Regions from separate parts of the Homo sapiens genome. Here region 2 is linked to region 1. The links are chromatin contacts, found by Hi-C or POLR2A ChIA-PET in ENCODE. All regions are on one chromosome and are shown on one strand. Each heading gives the region's core, a stretch centred on a gene start or an enhancer-like site at or near the end of the contact. The rest is flanking DNA. Distances are from core to core; before and after follow the strand shown.

Region 1 (2,970 bases), core at 435-2,934:
AAAAAAAGTGGTTACTAACTCAGAAAGTCTGCCATCAATAGCTGATAACCACAGATTTCAACATAAATAATTTGGATGCAAGCCATGATGAGCTAAGTGAGTGAATGGAGTGTATCAAAAGTGAATGTGCTTCCAAGTCTGAACCTTGGCTCAGCCTCGTATGAACTATAATTTCAGACAGGCTGCTGGGCTAGTTGGAACCTCAGTTTCCTCATCTGTAACATAGGAACCTTGATACAGCTGTCTACTTTATAGGACTGTTGTGAATATAAAATGAGATCATCAATGTAAAATTCTGCAAATTATCAGTGGCAATATTAGGAGTGGTATACAGAGGAAGAGGTGGTTTCTACAGAGATCTGGAAAGCAGGTGGCCTTTGGTCTAGGGCTTCAGGGAGGTTGTGGTTAATTCCATGGTCTCTGGAGTCAGACTACTCAGGGTTCTAATCCTGGAGTGGCCCCTTATTTGCTTTGGGAATTTGGGCAAGTTACTTCTCATCTGGCTCATTTTCTTTCACTGCTCAATAGGGGAAATTAAAAGCACCTACTTTATAGGGATGTGGTGAGAACTGAGTGAGAAGTTGGATTGTTGTGCTGGTTTAGTAGATAGTAAGCCCTCCATCAAGGGCAGCTGTTACTCAGGTCCTCCTTTTTAAGAGTGACCTGGGCCAAGCACTTTTCGAATGGCTAAAAAGATAAGGATCAAAACAACCTTCTAAACACCACAGTGCCCTGTGAAAAAATTGTCAGCCTCTTAATAATAGTTCATTGTGATCACTCATCCTACAACTATCTTCTGAAGCCTATCACAGTTACTGAAGCCAAAGTTTTCCTTTATGTAGCTGGTTTGAGATACCTTGTGAATGGCTTTAGAAAGCTCTCGAGCAATTTGGCAGTCCCTGTGTTTCCCTGCAATGGGCTATTGGAAACTCCACTAGAAAGCTGATCATCATTGAATACATTGGTGTCTTCCATAAGAATGATGTCAAAGATGGGGACAGTACTGCTATCTGTCCAGACTCAACAGGACACTAAAGATGGGCTAGGTTCCAGAAGAAGAGGAAACCAATAGGTTCTGTGCATGAAGAACCTACATGTGGCCTCATCTTAGTTAGAGAGGGTTTGGTTCACCATTTCACCTCCCCCCCACCCAACTCGTTTCCATTATATATTCCTGTATTAATGAAATTATGTACTTATTACCCATTTCCTTGGTACTCAAACTGTAGTGTGTATCAGAATAACCCAGAGAGCTTGTACAAACACAGATTCCTGGGCCGTATACTAAAGTTTCTTCCTCAGTATGTCTGGGATGGGGCACATTTCCATCAGTTTCCCAGGTGACATGATGCTGCTAGTCTACGGAACACAGAGAATCAGTTACCTATCCTAACAGCTGCTTAGGGGAAAATTTTTGTTTAAGGTTGCCTTTCCCTTTAAAACAACTGTGACAGTAGTAGAGCCTTTCAGATAATGTGTGACGCACGCAGCTTGGGAAGTTTCTAAGGGTGGACCTTCTGAGAGGCACTGATTCAGGAGCTGATCAATTGCAGCTGCTCTGATGAAATATCCTATAATCAGTGACTGCTTGTCTTCACAGACCTCCCTTAGCACAAAAGGTTCCCAGACCAGCTGCAGGCTCCCAGCTTCCTGGAGCAGAGCTGCAGCTGGACCTACTTCCCTCTATCCAGGGGACTTGTGGGTGTGTTAAGGGCCTGAGCAGCCTGGCCTCAAGGGTGGACTTCCTCCCCACTTCCTCCCACCTCCTGACGTCAGCCCTCCTGCCAGAACCAGCCTACACTGTCTGGAGGGCAACTGCTGAAGGTTTGGTTGCCATGGCAACTGATCCTCTATCCACTGAGGGGTAGAGGAACCCTGGTGTGTGATTTGATGGGTGGGCTCCACCATTTCCATTTCTCCAGATGAAAGTATTTCATCACTAGAAACTCCTTTTGCAGTAAGCACTTTTCCATCCACGAATCCCGTCTTACAATCCAAACAGTCCTTAGGAGGAATGTGAATTCTTTCATCAAATGGAGCCTGGTACCAGCCTCAGAGGAGAAATTGCCAGACCTCATCCACGAAGAGAGGCTGACAGCAGCAATGCTACCTCCTTAACAATTGCACCAAAGTCCTGCTGTGAGGTACTTGCTGAGGGTGGAGAGTGACTGCCACCACAACAAACTGAGGTTGAGACCAATAGCTCTCCCTACAGATGGTGACATTTTTTAAAATCTCATGATTAAAAAGCTGAAGACTAGGGATGATCGCCAAACACCTGACCAGTCTGCCATCGTGATGAATAAATGTCCTTTGAGATTGGAATCCTACTGAACAGCACACTTTGTTGATGTTTCAGGACAAATGCACCTTCATGTTTTATTTTATATTTTATTTTGCTGTCAGCTATTTTAAGATCTTGAATCAGGTTACACATAAAAGAACTAGAGCCAGGATGTTTGGGAAATTAACAGATGATATTTAGCAAACATTTTGACGGGTCATAAAGAAACATCTGGGAGAGATGTCTGGGACCACGAGTTGTGTGCTGGGGGAAGGAGGCCCCTCTCCAGCAGCTGCATTAGGTTTCTGGGCTGAGCTGAGCTAAATCTTCAGAACGGATGACCGTGCAGTTCAAAGAGTCCCCAGCAGGGGGCACCCTTTTGCAGTAAACTCTCTCGGTTTTATAGCTTTGCTCTGCAGCAGCCGACCTTACAGATAATTGATATTTTGATTTCTCTAACCCTCTGCTTCCTCCTTCAAAGCAGACACTCCCCTCTAGGAAGCCTTCCTCCCACCTCTTATGAAAATGGACATTTTGATGAGTAGTGGTTCTTATAGCAAGGATTAAAAGCAAAATCTGAGGAAAGATGACTGTCAAGGAAATTAAATATAGATTATGAAGAAGGTTGAATACATGCCCACAAAAGTTTCAAGATAGGCTTGCCTGATTTTCATGATCAACTCAAA
Region 2 (3,096 bases), core at 342-2,841, 200 kb before region 1:
CCCTTTGCTCCATTGTTCATTGACACCAATCTCCTGTGATACAAGCAATAACTTTGTTCCATTGTTAAGGAAGCAAGAGTGTAAGATTTTAAATACTGGTACTCACCAAGTTGCTACATGGCTTTGGGCAAGCAATTAACCTTTGGTGTCTCAGTGACTTCATCTGTAAAATAGGGATAGGGATTTTACACAGGTGTGATGCCTGGACTAATTAGTATAATTATCATTATTGATGGGAAAATAATGTTAGTCATTGATATCCCATCTCATGTTAGCACCTGGAGAATCACATATTTTCTCTATGTTGACTCCATTTTATAGGAGTCTGTAAAAAAATGATGACAAAAGCTACATATGAAAACTGGGACAATACAGTTAAAAAGGTCCATATCCACATAGGCTCATATCCTTAATGGATTATTTTTGAATTTGCATTTATCATTTAGATGCTTTCTAAAGTCAAACTGAACACATAAACTATGAAATTACAAGGAAATTTTTCAAGGCCCACATTCAACTGATAAGCTTCCTTGCAGCAAAATGCTTTCCAGTTCATTCACAGGTAACACCATGAGCTACTATAGAAGTTTAGGGTTGAGCAATAGAATTTAGGGTAATCAAAGTCAAGTAAAAGTATACACTGAAGACATTGCTCATATAACATTCCAGGATCCCCACTTGTGTGTGTATGTGCCCCGAAAGAACCCCAGCTCAAACAGTTAGGGACCAGGACAAACAACAGAGCTACATGAGAAGCCAACTCTGCAAGACTGGGGTCATTGAAGCTGGGGACAGTAGGGTGTCCTTATGCCAGAGCATGGGTAACAACTCATGGGGCAAGGAAAGGGACATGTTGAGAAAAACAAAAATGGCATTTCTCTTGGGGTTCATCTAGGACTCCTAAGTGCACTTACTATGATTCCTAGGTCAGGATGAAATAACTGCTTTAAAAAAAAGATTACCTCTACATGTTGGCAAAAGTGCCAGTGAAACACAGAGAAAAATGTAGAAGACAGAAAGTGCTCAAAAGATCAGTACTCAACACTATAACCTTGTATCCCTTACCATAGACTCATGTTCTTTCTAGGTCCAAAATTTCTTCTTTTGGCTTTAGTTCTTCCCAGCAGAAAATTCTCTTTTCTTGAGCTCAGTAGATGTCAAGCCTCAAATCTCCAATGTCTCCAAAGAAGCAGCCCTAAATTAGCCTCTTCACAAGTCATTCATACTAAGGACCGTAATCTTTTCCTCTATATTTGCCTCAAAATTATGGGCAACAACTTCCAAATGGAAACGCTGAAGCTGTTGCCATTTTCCTATTATCCTCACCTATCATATGAAACATAACAATTAGCATTTTTAGCAGGATTGAAACTGCTAACACAACTTCTCTATGTCTTACACCATTAAACTTGATGAGAAATCCCTTCATGATTAACATTCATCTCGCTGTATCGTGCTTGAAGGTTAATAATATCTACCATCTCCTGAGAGAGGGGGAGGGGAGCTCATTTATCAAATGAATAGCCGAGTGAGGCAGCCAGGAAAGGAAATTCCCCCCTCAGTCCACTAGAGGGTGGCTTGGCAGAGCCAAGGGAGGACGGCCGAGACAGAGAGGCACAGACAGCTTCCTGTCTTGTTCGCCTGCACTTTAGTTGGTAAGAAGAAGCAACATTAGTATTCATTGCTTTCTATTCCTCACCCTGGGTAGGCTTTCATTTCTATTACAGACACTTTACAAATGCCAGAAGTCAGCGCTGGCTGGGCCATGGCGTGGTGAGGGAAAAAAAAACTATAGAATTAGACTGCTTAAAAGAACATCCAGTCTAATTTCTTCTAAATCAACACTGGGTGAGATAAATACATATGTATTAACAGATCCTAAGTTTAAAACTTTCATAGATCATGTAGCAGTATGTGTGCACTTCAGATATGGATGTGGAGTGAATGTTGCATGTACATTATGGGGAATTATACATAATGCATAAAGAAATGTACCTAGCCTTTAGCACACCAGCTGTTTCTGCTTATAAGCCTGAGTTATCCATGAAATGCAGTAGACATTTTGTAGTAAATATCCTACTTGGTTGACTTTTTTTAGGCCTAGTCATCTATGCTGATTTATAGAATTAGGAAGAAATATAAATTTTAGCAATGAAAGATAGAATTTTAAAATTTCCCATATCAAAACATGTTGTGTTCTGAGAAAGAAGAGATGAGGAATTAGCCTGTTTTCGTGGTCTCTACATAGGTGATAAAGCAAAAAAGAATACGTTTTTCCTATCTGTAATATTGTTCAGTGTAGCAAACCCTTTTGCTTGTTACAGTACAGCAAATGGAGTGTTTAATTTGGGATTCAATGTAGTCTAGAGTCAAGGTGCAGCAGTTTTATTACAGAAATACAATTTTATTGGAGGCTGAAGATTTAATTTCCACCTTACGTAGAGAGCCATAAACGGCATGCCTGTTTTACATTTTGCATAGTATTTGATATATGTAATTCCTGGCCTAATTTTAGAGTTTGAAAAGGTGGAAGAATCACAATACGCAGATTCAAATTCTTCAACACTTCAGCCACAGATGACATTTTAAAATGAACAATTTTCTGTTTCTTAGTCATGGATTTGAAACCCTTGCTTCCCTCCCCGGAGCTCTGCACCACATCCTTTTCAGGTCTTCCTAACTAGGTGAGCCACAAAGCCACCTAAAGGATGCCCTCGAGTCGGAACAAATGCTTTCTTTGTTTAAATCTGTCTACTAGATGGCATTCTACTAAAACCTAAGATGATCAGATGATATGGATAGTTTGTCATCAATTGTACCTAGTATCTGTTAGGGTCATCTGTTAATATCTGTTCAGATGTATGTATTTTGAATAAAATAATTTGTAAACATATTGGAATGACTGAATGTGAAAGAAATAATCAAATAATGTTAGCTGTAAGCCTATATCCACACTGGAATCCAAATTTGGAGGATTTTGTCATTCTCTTTCCTTCAAACATATTCATTTTAGGAGACATACACACACGCACACGCGTTGCTCTTCCATCTGTTTGCCTTTGCAGCATTAGTTCTCTTCATCAACATTTCATACCT

What was found. A loop is a pair of places that touch in the nucleus more often than their neighbours do. ChIA-PET counts read pairs that join two places held with the same protein, here RNA polymerase II (POLR2A). Pooled maps may share reads with other maps.
Region 2: a loop to region 1 is called in a map of CD8-positive, alpha-beta T cell, with 11 times the contacts of the local background. The contact joins two enhancer-like sites. A Hi-C loop is called at or near these places in 19 of 168 maps with a recorded cell type or tissue (CD8-positive, alpha-beta T cell, Calu3, K562 and 14 more), 10 of 37 single-sample maps with no recorded cell type and 20 of 50 pooled maps. POLR2A ChIA-PET finds 5 or more read pairs at or near these places in 2 of 52 experiments (A549 and AG04450).

The regions. Positions count from the first base shown.
Region 1 is chr2:176,454,790-176,457,759 of GRCh38, reverse strand. No RefSeq gene overlaps it. Among named protein-coding and RNA genes, the nearest start is that of NRAL, 51 kb to the left of the region's middle. RefSeq lists silencers at 2,559-2,608, 2,525-2,819. Within about 2 kb of position 1,684, at least 9 of the 41 ENCODE cell types and tissues checked have a DNase peak (open chromatin) inside an H3K27ac peak, as active enhancers do.
Region 2 is chr2:176,652,531-176,655,626 of GRCh38, reverse strand. It overlaps LINC01117 (long intergenic non-protein coding RNA 1117), which reads right to left. Exons shown (of 4, transcript NR_110599.1): 3 at 107-163. Among named protein-coding and RNA genes, the nearest start is that of LINC01117, 16 kb to the right of the region's middle. Within about 2 kb of position 1,591, at least 3 of the 41 ENCODE cell types and tissues checked have a DNase peak (open chromatin) inside an H3K27ac peak, as active enhancers do.